Linked DNA regions of Homo sapiens: region 2 is linked to region 1. A link is an interaction called in ENCODE POLR2A ChIA-PET data of the cell type or tissue named here. Cell type or tissue: OCI-LY7. All regions are shown on one strand. Each heading gives the region's core, and the rest is flanking DNA. Links, peaks and the distances in the headings are about the cores only.

Region 1 (9,935 bases), core at 1,667-6,666:
ACAAAGGGCCGCGGCCGAGTCCTCGCTGAGAGCTGCCCCAGAGGGGTCCACGCGGAGGTTGGGCTGAGGGCTGCGGGCCGCCGGGGAGCCCTGGGCTGGGGACCCTCCCCGCGCCCTGGTCGCCCCTGCGCCCTCCCGCTCTGCGCTCGGCAGCCCCTACCTGGCTCCGGCCGCTGGCCCCGGGTACCGCTGCACCGCCGAGAAGTACAGGGCAAAGAGGAGCCCCGAGCAGGCAGCCGTGAGCAGGAGCAGCAGCCAGAAGAACGACCCGCGCGGGAGCCCCATACAGCCCCGGCCCGCGAGCGCCCCGTCCGCTGACGTCCCAGGCAGAAGGGAGAGAACCGGGTGGGCCGGGTGGCACTTGCGGAGGCGGCCGTCTTGCCCTGCCCCGCCCTGCCCGCCGGGTGCCTGCGGCGCCTGCCCGCCCGGCAGCTCCCTCTCGGCCCCGGCTGAGTGGCCAGAGGCTGCCGCACCCTCGGGAGCTGGGCGGCGGGTCCCCCGGGGCTGGAGTGTCGTCCCGGCGCCCAGAGCGCGCGCTCCTTTGGCCCTGCCCCCTGCCCGGGGGACTTCGGCAGCGGCCACTCCTGCCACTGCGCTCTCTCCAGAGCCCAGCCCCGGGAGGCCGCCAGTCTCGGGTTGGGCAGGGCGCTTTCCTCGCGCCGTCCGGGGCTAGCTAGGCGCGGGTAGACGCCGCCACCTGCTGCGCTGGCTGCGCTCTGCCCTCTGCGGGCCCGGCACTCGGCCTCTAGACTCTGTGGCGGGTGGGCGGCGGCCGGGAGGAGATGTGCCCGGCTCCCTCCAAAGGACCCTCAGATCTGTCAGTCTGCGGACGCCAGGACAGCTGGGAGGGGGCGGGCAGGGTGGAGGAGCAAAACCCGACAGCTCAGTCTCTGGGCTGGCGGTAGAGGGGGGAAAAGGGGGTGAGGTGGGGAGCTTGCCGTGATGGGTTTCGTGGGGGAGCTAAGGCTGTCAGCGCTTATTTGGTAACCATCCAGGGTGGCCAGTCCCCTCAATCGCATTGAGTTCCTTTCACAGAACGAGGCCAGTCAGAGAGACCACCTGAAATGTTCAGCACAACGGGTTCCCAAACTTATTGGCACCAGGGACTGGTTTCCTGGAAGACAATTTTTCCACGGAGGGGGGTGGGGGTGGGGGGGTTGGGGATGAAACTGTTCCACCTCAGATCATCAGGCATGAGTTAAGATGCTCTCATAAGGAGCCCGCAACCTAGATCCCTGGCATGCGCATTTCACAAAAGGGTTCGCACTCCTTTGAGACTCTAATGCCGAGGCTGATCTGAAGGAGGCGGAGCTCAGGCGGTAATGCTCCTTCCCCCTCCACTCACCTCCTGCTGCGATGCCCTGTTCCTAACAGGTCTCGGACCAGGCTTGGGATTGGGGACCCCTGGTCTAGCAGGCTCCAGCATCAGAAAGGGCTGGGAAGCTCAGCACCCGTGCTCTCTAAGTGGAACACTCCCTGGCAGTGAGTGATGGATGAGATGGGTGTGCTTCAGTGGCCACTGTTCGGCAAGCTGTGACATGCGGCAGGCTGTGACATGCCCCAGACTCCCAACTGTCAGCAGGCTGCAAGGATGAGAGGGACCTAGGCTACCGTGTCACGGGCCTTTGGCTCTAATCTGTTCTTCATGTATCCGAGGAAGTCTGGGTGCAGCAACAGGTACCTGTCTGATTGCAAGGCTTCCCGAAAACCTCCCAGGGCCTGGGCCTGTGGTCAGGAATGGCCATTCAGTCCATCCAGTCTCAGTACTCCTACCAAGTCAGGGTCACTGGAGGTCACTCACATTGGGCCAGTTCTTTCCTTCACCCCAAGACTGCTCAGCAGAGCCAGACTCATCTTGCTACCCCGCAGATGGGCACTACTTGGAATTTATGGTGTCACGACTTTCATTTCAATCTTTATGGGTTTACTTGTCAAAATTCCTGTAGATGTTACTTATCCCCTGATCACTGGCTTCTCACATTTCCTCAGACCTTCTCTCTGTGCCCATAAATATCCCTCCTAGCCCTTGCTCTCAGTAAGTGCCTTACCCTCTACTTCATGGAGAAAAGGAGAATCATTCATTAGTAATTTATTCAACTTCCACTTACAAACCTACAAACTTGGCCCCCACACACAGCCCAGCCTCTCCCTGCCGGGACTCTAGTCTTTTTTTTTTTTTTTTTTTTTGAAACAGCCTGTTACCCAGGCTGGAGTGCAGAGGCGTGATCTCGGCTCACTGCAACTTCCACCTCCCAGGTTCAAGCGATTCTCCTGCCTCAGCCTCCCCAGTAGCTGGGATTACAGGAGTGCACCCCCATGCCCAGCTTTTTTTTTTTGTATTTTTAGTAGGGATGGGGGCTTTACCACGTTGGCCAGGCTGGTCTCAAACTCCTGACCTCAGGTGATCTGCCCACCTTGGCCTCCCAAACTGCTGGGATTACATGTGCGAGCCACTGCGCCAGGCCTCAGGACTCCAGTCTTAAGAGCTGGGGAGAGGGTGCTCTCCTCCTGTGTGGGAGTTAACCCCCTATCTGTGTTAATAATCCAGGTCCACCTCCAATGCCTTAAATGGCAGTACTCCCCTCACACCAAGATCTCCTATCCACCCACCTGGAGTTCTCCTTCCTCCCATCTTCAGCCTCACAGGACCTCCAGGGTCTCCATCCTTCCCTTTTCTCCCAGTGGGCCAACCCTCTCTCAGCAGCTTTCTTTCCTATCTAGGCAGGACTCCCTGGGTTATAATCTGAGCTACTCCTGCATCAGTAACCCAGATTCTCTTGTGTTCCTGGCTTTCTTCCCAGCAAAACTCTGACCTGGATTCACTCTTGCCTCTGCCTCTCCTGTGCTGCCTGTCCCTGGCCTGGCTGAGTGCTGCAGGGGTCAGGGGTCAGGTGTAGCTCATTCCAGAGTGTGAATTGGGAACACAAGTTTGGCCTCAGCTGGCTCTCAACATCAGCCATTTCCTTATCCTTGCTCAGCTCCAGCTTCTATCCTGCTCAACAATGATTCTAGAACTTACTTCTTTCCTCAAGCCTCCTCTTTTCCCAGCCATACCTGTGAGAAAATGCAGCCCATCAGGAGTGACCTTCAACTTCCCATGCCCCCAAGTTCAAAGTCATCTTTTGTTAAGAACTGTGCAGATTTTGCTCTCCTTACAAGCTAACCAATGAAACTGCCATAGTTCTGTGGATGCTGGTAGAAGACACAAGACTACTGGATCAGAGACAAAGGACTTTATTACTCATGGTGCAGCAAGCAACATAGGCATCATGTTTGTGTCACTTCTCTTTACTCCTCAAGCCCCATGAGAGTGATACAGAGAGGCCCAGGTGAGTGTTGCACACACAATGGGTTTGCAGCACAGCTGAGAATCCCTGAGATAAGGAAACCAGAATCTTTTATAATGGGCTGCAAGCAAACCTGCTCTTGTCCAAGAGGGAGACATTATCTTTATTACGTTGGATAGTGAGGAAATCTGCCCTCTGCTCCAGAGGGAGGCACTATCTTTATCTTCCAAGGCAGTCTGCTGTACCAACAATCTTTTTTTTTTTTTTTCTTTTTTAGACAGAGTCTCGCTCTGTCGCCAGGCTGGGGTGCAGTGGCACGATCTCGGCTCACTGCAAGCTCCACCTCCCGGGTTCACGCCATTCTCCTGCCTCAGCCTCCCAAGTAGCTGGGACTACAGGCGCCCGCCACCACATCTGGCTAATTTTTTGTATTTTTAGTAGAGATGGGGTTTCACCATGTTACCCAGGATGAACTCGATCTCCTGACCTCGTGATCCGCCCGCCTCGGCCTCCCAAAGTGCTGGGATTACAGGCGTGAGCCACTGCACCTGGCCTATACCAACGTTCTTGAAAAGAGCCTGGAACAAAAGGTCAGTTGGTCCCTCTGCTCACAGCATGATCCTGCCCATGCACCCTCACCTTATTGCTCCAGACTCTCCTCCTTCCAGGGAGAGCCAGCCTCTTCACTGTGACCTCCCATTCTTCAGCTCTTGCTTCAGCAGCCCTCCCTGCCCCCTCTGCAAGGTCCTTATCACAGCCTATGAACATGCCCCAAATAGCTCATCCTAAAAAGCAAAGCAAAGCAAAACAAACAAAAAACGCCATGGAGCTGGCCCCCTTCATAGCTACTCTCTTTTTCTTTCATCCAAGTTCTTGGTAGAGAGTCTATTCTGTCTCTGCTTCTTTTTGCATCTGACTTCCTTACCTACGATGCCATTGAAATTGTACCCACTGAAGTCACTAGCAACCATCATCCTTCCAAAGGGAGTCCACATTTTCCAGTTCTAATTCTGCTGCATCTGTCTCTCTGAATTTGACACTTAGCTCCCAGTAATTCCAGCCTGCAACTCTTTGTTCTCATGGTTTCAACAACCAGCTTTCTGTTTGTGACTCCTGAATTAGTCTCCATCTGAGGCCCAGATCTCTATCAGCTGCAAACCTGTTCAGCTGTGTATAAAGGCATCCCTGGAGACCTGCGTTACTTTTTTCTTTCTTTCTTACTGTTTTTTTTTCTTTCTTACTGTTTTTTTTTTTTTTTTTTTTTTGAGTCAGAGTCTCACTCTTGTTGTTCAGACTGTAGTACAGTGGTGAAATCATGGCTCCTGCAGTCTTTTTCTTTTTTTTTGAGACGGAGTCTCACTCTGTTGTCCAAGCTGGAGTGCAGTGGCATGATCTTGGCTCACTGCAACCTCCACCTCCTGAGTTCAAGCTGCCTTGATTCTCCTGCCTCAGCCTCCCAAGTAGCTAGGACCACAGGCGTGTGCTACCATGCCCAGCTAAGTTTTTGTATTTTTAGTAGAGATGGGATTTCACCATGTTAGCCAGGATGGTCTTGATCTCCTGACCTCATGATTTGCCCGCCTCAGCCTCCCAAAGTGCTGGGATTACAGGCGTGAGCCACCGTGCCCAGCTGGCTCCTGCAGTCTTAAACTCCTGGGCTCAAGCGATCCTCCTGCCTTAGCCTCCCAAGTAGCCAGGTCTATAGGCATGTGCCACTATACCCATCTAATTTATTTTTGTTTTAATTTTTGCAGAGACAGGGTCTTGCAGACACAGAGGGCCTACTTCTCATGGGTTTTTCAGGGCTAACTATGGGACTTGAGTATGTGTGGATTTGGTTTGGTTATACGGGCAGTCCTGGAACCAATCCCCCATGGATAATAAGGGATGACTGTATGTAAATACAATTATATAATATATAATTATAAAATTATACTTTTTATAATTACAGAATTTCCTTTACCAGAGTTGTTTTTTTTTTTTTTTGTCTCATGTGTATTTGAATCTTGTTTCAGCCTGAAGATTCCTTTAGTATTTCTTGTAATGTGTGTCTGCTAGCAATAAATCCTCTTACTTTCTGTTTACTTAGAAGTGTCTAGGCACCTGCCACCACACCTGGCTAATTTTTGTATTTTTAGTAGAGACAGGGTTTCACCACGTTGACCAGGCTGGAGTCCACTTTCACTAGAAAGTGGGGCTATAGAGTTCCTCATGCTGGCAGTTCATCTTTTGCAATTTTTTTTTTAAACAGTCTCACTGTATTGCCCAGGCTGGAGTGCAGTGGCGCAATCTCAGCTCACTGCAACCTCCACCTCCCGGGCTCAAACGATTCTCCTGCCTCAGCCTCCAGAGTAGCTGGGATTACAGGCACCTGCCACCACACCCGGCTAATTTTTGTATTTTTAGTAGAGATAGGGTTTCACCGTGTTGGCCAGGCTGGTCTCGAACTCCTGACTTCAAGTGATCCACTTGCCTCGGCCTCCCAAAGTGTTGGGATTACAGGCGTGAACCACCGCGCCCGGCCGCAATGGTTTTTAATTTAATGTTGACTTCCTCATTGATTTGTCATCTTAAAATTCTATTTTTTGAATCAGGAAAATTGATCTGGATGTTTGATAAATCTAAGGAATTGTTAAATTTTAAAATGTGTGGCTAGGTGCGGTGGCTCACACTGTAATCCAGCACTTTGGGAGGCTGAGGCAAGATGATATCTTGAGCCCAGGAGTTTGAGACCAGCCAGGGCAACCTAGTGAGACTCCATCTCTATTTTTAAAAAGAAAGAGGTCAGGTGCAGTGGTTCACACCTGTCATCCCAGCACTTTGGGAGGCCAAGGCGGGCAGATCACCTGAAGTCAGGAGTTTGAGACCAGCCTGGCCAATATGGCAAAACCCTGTCTCTACTAAAAATACAAAATTTAGTCTGGGGTGGGTGGCGGGCACCTGTAATCCCAGCTACTCAGGAGGCTGAGACGGGAGAATCGCTTGAACCCAGGAGGCAGAAGTTGCAGTGAGCCAAGATCACGCCACTGCACTCCAGCCTGTGAGACAGAATGAGACTCCGTCTCAAAAGAAAAGAAAGAAAGAAAATGTGTGATAGTAGCATTGTGGTTATTTTTTAAAAGTGTCCTTATTGTTAATAATACATACTGAATATTTACAAACGAATATGATACATGGAATTCTTTAAAAATAACCAAGTCTGGGCCGGAAGTGGAGAGTGGATGGGGACACAGATGAAACAAATTGGCTATGAGTGTGGCTCATTGTTGGGGCTGTATAATGGGGATATGAGGGTGCATTACAGTATTCTCTCTACTTTTGTATATATTCGAAATTTTCCCTAACAAAAACCTAAATTTTTCTTTTTAGCTGAAATATGCTTCATTAGATATTTCAAAACTATAAGGTTATCCTTAACTTCAATCAAAGTCTTTAAAAGTATATATACATGCTTTTCACATAAGATGAACTATGGATTACGGATTTGCAAAACCAAGAGATCAAAACTTCGAGTACTCTATGTTCTAAAACAACCACATGTAAGCATTTTGTAAAAACATATTTTTACTAAAATCAATTTATTTCTCAGTATCTGAAACTGGCATGAATGTCGAGCAAGTTCCTAATCAAAATGTATTAGATGTTCTAATTATGTGTCAGAGGCTGTTTTTGTCATTTCAATCAAAACCATTTTTAGATGATTGATTATTTTATGAAAAAAAGCAATGATGAAAATTGTTGCAGTTGTATTTCAAGAGTTTATAAAAAGACAAATTTATGCATTGAATTGAAGCTGAGTAGAAACCGAGTTTGGAAAAAGAAAATACAGTTGATGGCTTAAATTTGAATATGAACCGGATATTCTAGATCAGTCAGAAAATGGATTATTAGCACTTGAGATTCACGAAATTAGAGCCTACTGCTTTTCAGGGTTTAAGAAGTTTCTTTTTTATTTTTTTTTATAAACTCATTAATGGGAAGACTTTTTTTTTAACTTCTTGAAAATGTCAACATTTTGAAAAAAATGTTATTTTATCATAAATGAGAAACTAATTTTTTTTTTGAGACCGAGTTTCCCTTTTGTTGCCCAGGCTGGAGTGCAGTGGCGCGATCTTGGCTGACTGCAACCTCCACTTCCTGGGTTCAAGCGACTCTACTGCCCCAGCCTCCCAAGTAGCTGGGATTACAGGTGCACGCCACCACCCTCAGCTATTTTTGTATTTTTAGTAGAGATGGGGTTTCACCATGTTGGCCAGTCTGGTCTCAAACTCACAACCTCAGTTGATCCACCTGCCTTGGCCTCCCAAAGTGCTGGGATTACAGGTGTGAGCCACTGTGCCCGGCCAAACCATTTTTGTTTAATTTCATTTCTACATGGTCGTCAAACGTGCCTATCCAATGAAGCCTTCATAGAAGGCCCAAGAAGACAGAGTTTGGGGAGCTTCTGGATAGCGGAGCATGTGGAGGTTCCAGGAGGGCAGGGTGCCCAGGAAGGGCATGGAAGCTCCGTGTCCCTTCCCCATACCTTGCCCTATGCATTTCTTCATCTGTATCTATTGTGATATCCTTTACAATTAAACTGGTAAACATAAGTGTTTCCTGCCTCTGTGAGCCACTCTAGCAATTTAATTGAACTTGAGGAGTGAGTCATGGGAACCCAAATTTATAGCTGGTTAGTCAGTAGCACAGGTAATACAACCCCTGGGGGTTGTGATGGGAATTGGAAGTGGGAGGGAGCAGTCTTGTGGGACTGAGCCCTCAACCCGTGATCTGATGCTGTCTCCAGGCAGATGGTCTCAGAAGTGAACTGAATTAGAGGACACCCAGCTGGTGTCCGCTGCAGAATTGATTGCTTGCTTGTTGGTGGGGAGAGATCTGCACACATCTGGTCACAGAAGTCTTCTGTGTTGATTGTTGTTGAGTGAGAGCAGAGGAAAAATGCGTGTAGGAAATGCGCACGAAGGAAATGTGCACGTGTGGGAGGGTGGGGCAGGGCCGGGAGCCGGATCCTCATCTTCCCTGGGAGACATCAGTAGATAATCTAAAACATAATTGTCAACGCACACATGTAATTTCGAAGTATGGAGGTAAATGCCAAAGGCTCAGCTGGAAGATTTGAAAGTGGCTGACTCTGCATAGATGAAATAGCAGGAGAGTAGCTGGGGACTACCAATTTTGAAAAACAATATTCTCTCAGGGAATTCACAAGTTGAATTTTATCCTCAGGCCCAGCATCTAGAAAATAAGCCCAAGCTCTGATGCCTCTCATTCAGGGCTCCCAATGAGCTGGACCTCGCCTGCTGCTCTAGTAAGATTCCTGCGTTATATTTTCTGCAACAGCATCACCTACTGTCTTGTAGGCCCCACACGTGCATGTTGCTGTCTCGCCCCATTCTTGTTCCTGCATTCCTCTTTGCCTGGCTTGCTGTTTCTTCCCTCCACCCTCCACCTGCCCCACCATCACCTTTTTCTCCTGCCTTCCTGTGGATTATTTTGCTTTTAGCATTCTGTTTTTGTTTCTTGTTTGTTTGTTTTTTGAGACAGAGTCTCACTCTGTCACCCAGGCTGGTGTGCAGTGGCATGATCTCAGCTCACTGCAACCTCTGCCTCCTGGGTTCAAGCGATTCTCCCACCTCAACCTTCCGAGTAGCTGGGATTACAGGTGCGCATCACCACACCCGGATAATTTTTGTATTTTTAGTAGAGATGGGGTTTCACCACGTTGGCCAGGCTGGTCTCAAACTCTTGGCCTCAAGTGATCCACCGCCTTGGCCTCCTAAAGTTCTGGGATTACAGGCGTGAGCCACCGTGCCCGGCTCCATTGTTTTCTTTATTCCCCATGTTCCATGTTTTCTTCTTTTATCATTTCCTTCTTGTTTGAAGAGCTTCCTTTAGTTATTCTTTCAGGGCAGTTCTTCTGGGGACAATTCTCTTAGTTTTCTTCATCTTGTCTGGACGCTACTGCTTTCCTTGGGTCAGTCTATCTTCGTGGCAATACCACATTGCCTTAATTACTTTAGCTACGTAAACATCTAGATATGTGTGATGTAAGCCCTCTAGCTTTGTGGGATTTCTTCAGTATTGCCTTGGCTATTCTTGGCCTTTTGCATTTCCAAATGTTTTAGAATCAGCTTGTTATTTCTACAAGAATCCTCTTGGGATTTGGTTGGGATCACATTATAGGTTAATGTGAGTAAATGGGATATCCAGAAACATTATATATAGTTCCATGTATTTGGGTTAATTTCTCAATAATATTTCATAGTTTTCAGTATGCAATTGTGCTCATTTTTCCGTAAATGTATACCTAGGCGTTTGGTCCTTTTTTTTTTCAACTTAAACATACTTTATTTACTGATTAAGAACTTATTGTACAGAAAATGTCTTATGTGGTTGATCTTAGCTTTGTTCATGCTGACTTCAGGGGGTCTGGTTCTCTATGCTCAAGATTGTTCGATTGGCCGGGTGCGGTGGCTCATGCCTGTAATCCCAGCACTCTGGGAGGCCGAGGTGGGCGGATCACGAGGTCAGGAGATCGAGACCATCCTGGCTAACACAGTGAAACCCAGTCTCTACTAAAATATACAAAAAATTAGCCGGGCGTGTTGGCGGGTGCCTGTAGTCCCAGCTACTCGGGAGGCTGAGGCA
Region 2 (9,525 bases), core at 2,434-7,433, 220 kb before region 1:
TGTGTATCCAACTAGGTAAAGGAGGACGAACGTTTTTAGAGGAAGATTGAGGGGGATTACACAATTGTTTTGGGATAATTTTCCTTGGCTACAAGGATCAACAACAAGTGTGACCCAGTGCCAGGTTGTACAGGCAGTTGCTGGGCAGATGCCCTCGCAGAAGTATTTTTTGTGTAAGGTTTCAGTGGCCTTTGTGCAAGGTTGTGATTTTTGCTGAGTCTTCCGTGATAGTTTTTGTTATCTGGCATTTATGCATAAGAACCTTCTCTTTATAGCCTTTCCCAGCTCTATTTGTCAGAGCTTTTTGTTTTGTTTTAACACAAGTGACTCAATTTTGCTTCTGACAACTTCCACAGAGTCTTCATTTTTACTGATGGGTCAGGGATTTTTTTCTTTCTTTCTTTCTTTTTTTTTTGAGACTGAGTCTTGCTCTGTCACCCAGGCTGGAGTGCAGTGGCACAATCTCGGCTCACTGCAAGTTCCGCCTCCCGGGTTCACGCCATTCTCCTGCCTCAGCCTCCTGAGTAGCTGGGACGACAGGCGCCCGCCACCACGCCTGGCTAATTTTTTGTATTTTTAGTAGAGACGGGGTTTCACCGTGTTAGCCAGGATGGTCTCGATCTCCTGACCTTGTGATCCGCCCTCCTCGGCCTCCCAAAGTGCTGGGATTACAGGCATGAGCCACCGCGCCCGGCTGATTTTTTCTTTTTTTGAAATGAAGTTTTGCTCTTGTCACCCAGGCTGGAGTGCAACGGCACAATCTCGGCTCACCACAACCTCCGCCTCCTGGGTTCAAGCAATTATCCTGCCTCAGCCTCCCAAGTAGCTGGGATTACAGGCATGCGCCACCACGCCTGGGTAATTTTTGTATTTTTAGTAGAGATGGGGTTTCAACCATATTGGCCAGGGTGGTCTTGAACTCCTGACCTTGTGATCCGCCCGCCTCGGCCTCCCAAAGTGCTGGGATTACAGGCGTGAGCCACCGCGCCCGGCCTTAACATGTCTTTTTTGACGTTTGAAGTGAGACTTCACTTGACCAGTTTTGTTTTTTTTACCGTTTCTCTTTATAAGACCAGACTGACTCTTGAGGTTCCAGACCAGCTGGATACCTCCTGCCAGAACGAAGACAGCTGTGCCTCCACAAAATGACATTTTGCATCTACAACCCTATTTCAGTTTTCAAGTTTTAAAAAATGAGCTGCTTGTTAACCGGGCCAGTTTCGGCATGAATTATAGAAAGATCTCCTCTGTACTAGAAACTAGAAGACAAAGGGTGGCATAAGTAGAGATTTGGCATGAAATATTGTCCAGGAACAAACAGGACAAGACAAAGAGGGGTGTGTTTAGGATTGCTCAGCCCTGTCCCCAAGGGAGGAACTAATTGGAAGACAAGGTCAGTCTTTGCAAGGATAAAGAACATTTCAGGCAATAATTCAGAAGTTTTGCATCCACGTTGCGCCACTCCAACTTGAACTTTGGAAAAATATGAGGCCTTTCCCTGTTTTCATTCTCCAAACAAGCCTCAGCAAGCTGGGACTGAGTGATCTTTATTTCTAAAAATAATACCAACTTGGATCTCTAAGCTGATTCTCTCTATAGGGTACCAGAAACCATGCTGGGGGCAGGAGCAAAATACAGGCAGACAGAGCCAAGCCTGCTAGGAGTGACCCTTCCCAGCTTCAGCAAGGACAGTGGTAGGCAGCAGCTGCTGGGCTGGTCTCTGGAAAATCTGAAATGGAATCACAAGGCACTGAGTCCTCGACCTCACCTATGCCTCGGTTTCAGTAGCTCTTGGTGGGAGTCTTTGGAGGCATTTGAGGGGGTCTGAAATGCCCGAACATCATTGAAGACTTTGGTTCAAGTGGAAACCCTCAAGGGGCTTCTAGTGCCTTCTCTCTGTGCACCGCAGAAGCTCCTGCCAAATGACATGCTTCCTTGCCCCTATGGCCGGATTCATAGCTGCACTGGCAAGATGGGGTGGAAGAGACAGAAACGGAGCAAGGAAAAAGGCCAGGGCTGTAGGGGCTGAGAAGGCAGGAGGCAAACACTAAGGAGACATTATAACAACTCAGGAGGCAAATGATTCAGGAAGTCACAAGGTTCTTGGCTCAACTGTGCCAAATTTGTCAGTTCAAGAGGGTCCAGGTCTATGAGAGCTAAAAACCCCCAAACAATGCAAATGTCCAAAGGCAGCTATGGGCCGGCCATGGAGGCTCACATTTATAATCCCAGCCTCCCTTGGGAGGCCAAGGCGGGAGGATCACCTGAGGTCAGGAGTTTGAGACCAGCCTGGCCAACATGGTGAAACCCATCTCTACTAAAAATACAAAAAACTAGCTGGGCATGGTGGCAGATGCCTGCAATTCCAGCTACTCAGGAGGCTGAGGCAGGAGAATTGCTTGAAGCTGGGAGGCAGAGGTTGCAGCGAGCTGAGATGGCGCCACTGTACTCCAGCCTGGGCAACAAGAGCAAAACCCTGTCTCAAAAAATAAAATAGTAAAAAAAATAAGGCTGGGCGTGGTGGCTCACGCCTGTAATCCCAGCACTTTGGGAGGCCAAGGCGGGCGGATGGCTTGAGCCTAGAATTCAAGACCAGCCTGGGCAACATGGTGAAACCCTATCTCTACAAAAAACACAAAAGTTAGCTGGGCATGGTGGTTCATGTCTGTATTCCCAGCTAATTGGGAAGCTGAGGTGGGAGGATCCCTTGAGCCCAGGAGGTTGAGGATGCAGTGAGCTGTGAGACCCTGTCTCTTAAAAAAAAAAAAAAAAAAAAGGCAATCAAAGTGAGACAGGAGAATAGGATCTGGAAGCAGGGACTCTAAGGACTTCCTAGAACTGAATCAAATGGAAACACTTCAACTATGACAGGAAATATCCTCTCCATTTACATAGGGCGTACACCGAGTGAATGACTTTGTAACTTTACTTCATCCCTTCATTTACATAGGGCGTACACCAAGTAACCAATGGAAACTTCTAGAGGGTATTTAAACCCCCAAAAATTAGCCCCTATGCTCAGGCTGCTCTCACCCTGTGGAGTGTACTTTTGTTTTGTTTTTTCTTTTTTTTTTGAGACAGAGTCTTGCCCTGTCACCCAAGTTGGAATGCAGTGACACGATCTCAGGTTCAAGAAATTCTCATGTCTCAGCCTCCTGAGTAGCTGGGATTATAGGCATCGCCACCACGCCCAGATAATTTTTGTTTTGTTTTGTTTCTGAGACAGAGTCTTCCTCTGTTGCCCAGGGTGGAGTGCAGCTGCACGATCTCAGCTCACTGCAAACCCCGCCTCTTGGGTTCAAGCGATTCTTCTGCCTCAGCCTCCTGAGTAGCTGGAATTACAGGCACGCACCACCACGCCCAGCTAATTTTTGTATTTTTAGTAAAGATGGGGGTTTCACCATATTGGCCAGGCTGGTTTTGAACTCCTGATCTCGTGATCCGCCTGCCTTGGCCTCCCAAAGTGCTGGGATTACAGGCATGAGCTACCGCGCCTGGCCTAATTTTTGTATTTTTAGTAGAGTCGGGGTTTCACCATGTTGGCCAGGCTGGTCTCGAACTCCTGGCCCCAAGTAATCCGCCTGCCTTGGCCTCCCAAAATGCTGCAGGGATTACAGGCGTGAGCCACCGCGCCCGGCCTGTACTTTTGTTTTCAATAAGTCTCTGCTTTTGTTGCTTCATTCTTTCCTTTGTTTGTTTGTGAATTTTGTACAATTATTTAAGACACCAAAAACCTGGACACCCTCCACCAGTAACAAAAGGATTTTCCCCAAAGTATATTTCTTTTTTTAAATTTTGAGATGGAGTTTCGCTCTTGTCTAGACTGGAGTGCAATGGTGCCATCTTGGCTCACTGCAACCTTGGCCTCCTGCCTCAGCCTCCCGAGTAGTGGGATTACAGGTGCCTGCCACCATGCCCAGCTAATTTTTGTATTTTTAGTAGATGGGGTTTCACCATGGTGGCCAGGCTGGTCTTGAACTCTTGACCTCAGGTGATCCACCAGCCACCTTGGCCTCCCAAAGTGTTGGGATTACAGGCATGAGCCACCGCGCCTGGTCTCCCAAAATACATTTTTTTGACATATTTTGAAATGGCCCTCCAAAGCTTTCTTTTATGGGGGAAATCTGCATTCTGTAGAGAATCCCCTTCCCTTCTCAGGTCTCTCTGGAGAGACTGGCACCTGTGACATTCACATCTCTTCTCTCAGAAGCCTGCTACCTGAAGGCGTCATCTACAAGACAAGAACTTTGGCTTCCACAACCACCCACCACTTACCATAACTCAAGCTGATTTCAGCTCTTCAGGCAGAGCTTACCATTTTCAACAAATTGCCAATCAGCAAATGTTGAAATCTACCTATGACCTGGAAACCACCCCCACTTCAAGATGTCCCACCTTTCTGGGCTGAGCCAATGTATACCTTACCTCTGTCCATTTATGTCTTTTCCTGTAACTTCTGTCTTCCTAAAATGTATAAATCAAGCCTTAGGCCGGGCACAGTGGCTCATGCCTGTAATCCCAGCACTTTGGCTGGCCGAGGCGGGCGGATCACTCGAGGTCAGAAGTTTGAGACCAGCCTGGGCAACATGGCGAAACTCCATCTCTACTAAAAATACAAAAAATTAGCTGGGTGTGGTGGCGCGAGCCTGTAATTCCAGCTACTTGGGAGGCTGAGGCAGGAGAATTGCTTGAACCCAGGATGTGGAGGTTGCAGAGATCGCACCACTTTACTCCAGCCGGGGAAACAGAGAGAGACTCTGTCTCAAAAAAAAAAAAAAAAAAAGGCTGGGTACAGTGGCTCATGCCTGACCCTGCCTGGAGGTTGCTGTGAGAGCTAAATGAGATGGAGAGTGGATGACAAGGAGGAGTGAGGTGCCCTGTGTGATCCTCCACGTTTTCCTGGAATTAGGAGAGCCCACCGCTGAGAATAAAATGCACCCCCAATTCTTGGTTCAGGGAACCACCCACTGAGGGGGCTGGCTGGGAGATGCCTCTCGACACTGACGCTGTCAACCCTGTGTGGAATTGAGAATTCCACTGGCTTTTGTTCCTGGTTCCTGGGAGGTAACCTGTAAATCCTCAGAATTTCCTGAGTGATAGTAGTGTCTGTGTTACTCACGATCGGGCCTCGGAGGACACCCGATCATTTATGCAAATGACTCTAGGTCCAGGAAGACCAACCGTGAGATTAGAAGGCTGTGGCTCTGGAGCCTGGGTGATGGAAGGTGATTGAGGCTACAGTGAGCTATGATCCTTCCACTGCACTCCAGCCTGGGCGACAGAGGGAGCCCTTGTCTCAAAACAAACAAACAAACAAAAAAATTTAAAAATTAGCTGGGTGTGTTGGTGCATGCTTACGGTCCCATAAGAGGGACCATAAGGGAGGATCATTTGAGCCCAGGAGTTTGAGGCTGCAGTGAGCCGTGATCACACCACTGCACTCCAGCCTGAACAACACAGCAAGAACCTGTCTCAAAAAAAAAAAAAAAAAAAAAAGCAGAAAGAAAAAGAAAACAAAATTAGAAGGTTGGGTCTTTGAGCCACTTGTTATCAGCCTGACTTCCGGGGACGGAGGGGCTGGAGCTTGAGTTTAGTGTGTGGTGTATGATTCCTCCATCATGCCTGCATATAAAACCCCAAGGACAACTCTACACAGAGGCTCGGGTGAGCTTCCCTGGTTAGTGATGCTCTGTCTATTGTCACAGATGGAGGTACCAGGAGGGTTAAGGTGTCCCTGAGGATAACAGCGCTTTGCACCGGGGACCCACCCAGCCCGGACGCAGTGCTTCTGGCTGTGGCTGGTTCTGATTCGTGTTCTTTTGCTGTAATAAAACTGTAAATGAAACTTCAGCATTTACCTGAGTGCTGTGAGTCATTCTAGTGAATTAGGAATCTGAGGGGGTGGTGGGAACCCCTGAATTTGAGGCCATCTGGTCAAAAGTGAGGACCCTGAACTTGCAGCTGGTGTCTGAAGTGAGGGCTGTCCTGTGGAGGAAGGCATCACCTGAGGCCCAACCCCAGGTAGTTGGTGTCAAATGTCATTGCACCTGCCCTGAAAGAAAGAGGGAGAGAAGTGAGGGAAGGGGCCACCTTTTGGGGAGAGCTGGTGTCTGTGAGAAAAGGCCTCAATCTTTTTTTTTTTTGAGATGGAGTTTCGCTCTTTCGCCCAGGCTGGAAAGAAGTGGCGTGATCTCAGCTCACTGCAACCTCCAACCCCCAGGTTCAAGTGATTCTCCTGCTCATCCTCCCGGGTAGCTGGGATTATAGGCGCCTGCCACCACACCTGGCTAATATTTGTATTTTTAGTAGAGACGGGGTTTCACCATGTTGGTCAGGCTGGTCTCGAACTTCTGACCTCAGGTGATCCACCCACCTTGACCTCCCAAAGTGCTGGGATTACAGACGTGAGCCACCCCGCCCAGCCCCTCATTTTTCTCTTTCTCTCTCTCACCTGACCTCAGGTGATCTGCCTGCCTCGGCTTCCCAAAGTACTAGGATTACAAGTGTGAGCCATGCCTGAGCAAGCCTCACTCTTTTTTTTTTTTCTTTTGAGACAGAGTCTCGGTCTGTCACCCAGGCTGGGGTGCAATGGCGCGATCTCGACTCACTGCAACCTCCGCCTCCCGGGTTCAAGTGATTCTCCTGCCTTAGCCTCCTGAACAGCTGGGATTACAGGTGCCTGCCACGACACCCAACTAATTTTTGTATTTTTCGTAGAGACGGGGTTTCACCATGTTGGTCAGGCTGGTCTCCAACTCCTGATCTCAAGTGATCTGTCTGCCTCGGCCTCCCAAAGTGCTGGGATTACAGGCGTTAGCCACCGTGCCCGGCCAAGCCTCACTCTTTTGAGAGGACTTGACTGGTTTCTCTTGAAACCAGATGGAGGTTGTAGGGGTTGGGGACACAGTGGAATCACTGTCTGTCAAGTGTGTGGGAGGGCAGGGAAGCACACCTGTGTTCCTGCTGGCTGTCTTGGCTGTGCATTGGCTGCTCTGCCCTGGGGCTCCTGAGGTTTGGAAAGCACTGAGGGCTGGGACCACCCATCCCTTCAGGAGACGTTTTTGTTTGTTTGTTTGTTTTTTGAGACCAGTCTCGCTCTGTAGCTCAGGCTGGAGTGCAGTGGCACAATCTCGGCTCACTGCAACCTCCACTGGAGGGGTTCAGTCAGGATGGTGGGAGAAATTGTAAAATAAACACAAACTTTCTTGGAAGGCCTGAAGGTTTTTGCAAAAGCCTCAAAATAGAGTTATGGCTGAAGGCAGCCTAATCCTCTTTGAGTTATAGCAAGGGTAATTAACACAGGAATGTAGAGGAGTCTATCTAAATAGCTTGTTTACCCACGTGGTCCTAAGACTAACCTTTGACCATCCATGGGTGCAAGATTGCTGTCTACCTGGGGGGTGAGCAATGGTAATTACCTTCTAGTGGTGTTTACTTGAGACGTTTGTCATTTAATGTGTGCTGAACAAATGCCAGCAGGGCCAGCCAGTCGAGGCCATGGCTGCTATTCTTTACAGCACCTTCCTTGGTGTCTGTGAGGGGCCCAGACCCTTAGCTGGACTGACAAGCAGAATATCTGTGTCAGTGTAAGTTATTCATCCGTCGTTGGGTCAGGATCTGCGGGACGGACTCCCCCCACCCCCGCACTGTACCTCCCAGGTTCAAATGATTCTCCTGCCTCAGCCTCCTAAGTAGCTGGGATTACAGGTGTGGGCCACGACACGTGGCTAATTTTTGTATTTTTAGTAGAGACAGGTTTTCACCATGTTGGTCAGGCTGGTCTTGAACTCCTGACCTCAAATGATCTGCCCATCTCGGCCTCCCAAAGTGCTGGGATTACAGGCGTGAGCCACCGCACCTGGTCCCCTTCAGAAGATGGATGCTGAACCTAAGGGCCCAGAGTCAAGTCTAGAGTATGGTCGAGTCCAGAGTATGGGAATCCCAGTCCTGCGGATTACGGGACTGGGAGTGGGGGTACCCTCTCAGAGCAATATGGCATGAGGCCACCTCCTGGAGTCAGCAGAACGTGTCACCCAGGGGAGCCGCTTAGGAGACCGCCTCTCATCAGCAGGCCTGAGCAGCTGTCCCTTGGCCACACCAAATCAGTAGAGCCCTGGTTCTCAGTCAGTGGCAAGTGTGTCCCGCAGGGGCATTTGGCAAGGTCCGGAGACATTTTTGGTTGTCACAACTTGGGGGCTGCTACTGGCATCTGGTGAGCAGAAGCCAGGGACGCTGAGGAACAGTGCACTGACAGGCCCCTGCCGCAGAGAATGAGCCAGCCCCAAACATCAACAGTGCTGAGCTTGAGAAAGCCTGGTCTCTGCAACAAAGCCCCCAGCAAGGGGAAAGCAGCGCCACCACCCATCAGGCCCTGCGGGAATCACATCTGCTTTCAATTTCTCTCCTTCCTGCCGCAGCCTCACAGAATCAGCACAGGGATGGGGCGGTGGGGGAAGAGACGTGCCGTGTCTTCACCCCAGTGTTGGCGCCTGTGCTGGGAAGGGATGAGGGTCTTTTGAGGCAGGATTGACTTTTTTTTTCATTTTTTTTTTTTTTTTTGAGACAGTCTCACTCTGTCGCTCAGGCTAGAGTGCAGTGGTGCGATCTTGGCTCACTGCAACCTCCATCTCTCTGGTTCAAGCGATTCTCATGCTTCAGCCTCCTGAGTAGCTGGGATTACAGGTATGCACCTCCACACCCTGTGCTAATTTTTGTATTTTGAGTAGTGATGGGGTTTCACCATGTTGGCCAGGCTGGTCTCGAACTCCTGACCTCAAGTGATCTGCCCACCTTGGCTTCCCAAAGTGCTGGAATTACAGGCGTGAGCCACTGCGCCCGGCACTAGGCTGTCTTAATAGCAAAACATGGCTAGAAAAATGTGGAATCATACTGAGTGCCCTCGTGGGGAATCTTATGCTCAGTGGAAATGGAGATTTCGAACAAACAGAGCTGGTGGTGTTTATCAGAGAAAATTAAACCTTTTGTTAATGTTCACTTTAACAGGACATGTGTCCTTCATGAAACTGGCTACATATGTGCATCGCTTAGCCCGGGGCCGGCACAAAACAAGAGCTGGATAAACGTTAGCCGCTTGTATTGAGAGGGAAGTGAGCCGGTGGTGGTGCTGCATGCCTGTAGTCCCAACTGCTTGGGAAGTGAGGCAGGAAGATTGCTTTAGCCCCAGGAGTTAGAGGTTACGGTGAACTAAGACTGCGCCACTGCACTCTAGCCTGGGCGACACAGCATGAACTGCTCTTCAAAAGGCGGTGGGGATTCTAACTCCTGTCCCTGGAATCTGGGTTGGTCTCAGTGACTTGCTTGACCAAAAAGTGGTAGAAGGGACATTCTGGGATGTCTGAGGCTCAGGCATGAAAAGCCTTGCAGCTTCGGCCTGGGTCTCCTGGACTGACTACTCCTGGGACATTCCCTCCTGGAGCCCTGCCGCCATGTCACACAAGGGGCCACACTCTGGCCAGCAGCCCCAGCTGAGCTGACAGCTGACAGCCAGCGCCTGTTATCATCGCC

What was found. Peaks named below come from ENCODE experiments on the same cell type or tissue, not always from the same donor. Only the 100,000 strongest peaks of a DNase experiment are listed, where the experiment ranks them.
Region 2: POLR2A ChIA-PET joins it to region 1 with 5 read pairs; 4 of 35 experiments call an interaction of 5 or more read pairs at or near these places.

The regions. Positions count from the first base shown.
Region 1 is chr17:76,585,524-76,595,458 of GRCh38, forward strand. It overlaps ST6GALNAC2 (ST6 N-acetylgalactosaminide alpha-2,6-sialyltransferase 2), which reads right to left and starts at 337. Exons shown (of 9, transcript NM_006456.3): 1 at 161-337. The coding sequence starts at 285. RefSeq lists silencers at 94-433, 484-773 and enhancers at 642-1,323, 1,324-2,004. In OCI-LY7, for the core only: no CTCF peak of the experiment used is centred there; a DNase peak (open chromatin) is centred at 4,441.
Region 2 is chr17:76,360,416-76,369,940 of GRCh38, forward strand. No RefSeq gene overlaps it. Among named protein-coding and RNA genes, the nearest start is that of PRPSAP1, 11 kb to the left of the region's middle. RefSeq lists enhancers at 7,738-8,238, 8,239-8,739. In OCI-LY7, for the core only: CTCF peaks have their summits at 5,263 and 5,476; a DNase peak (open chromatin) is centred at 5,256.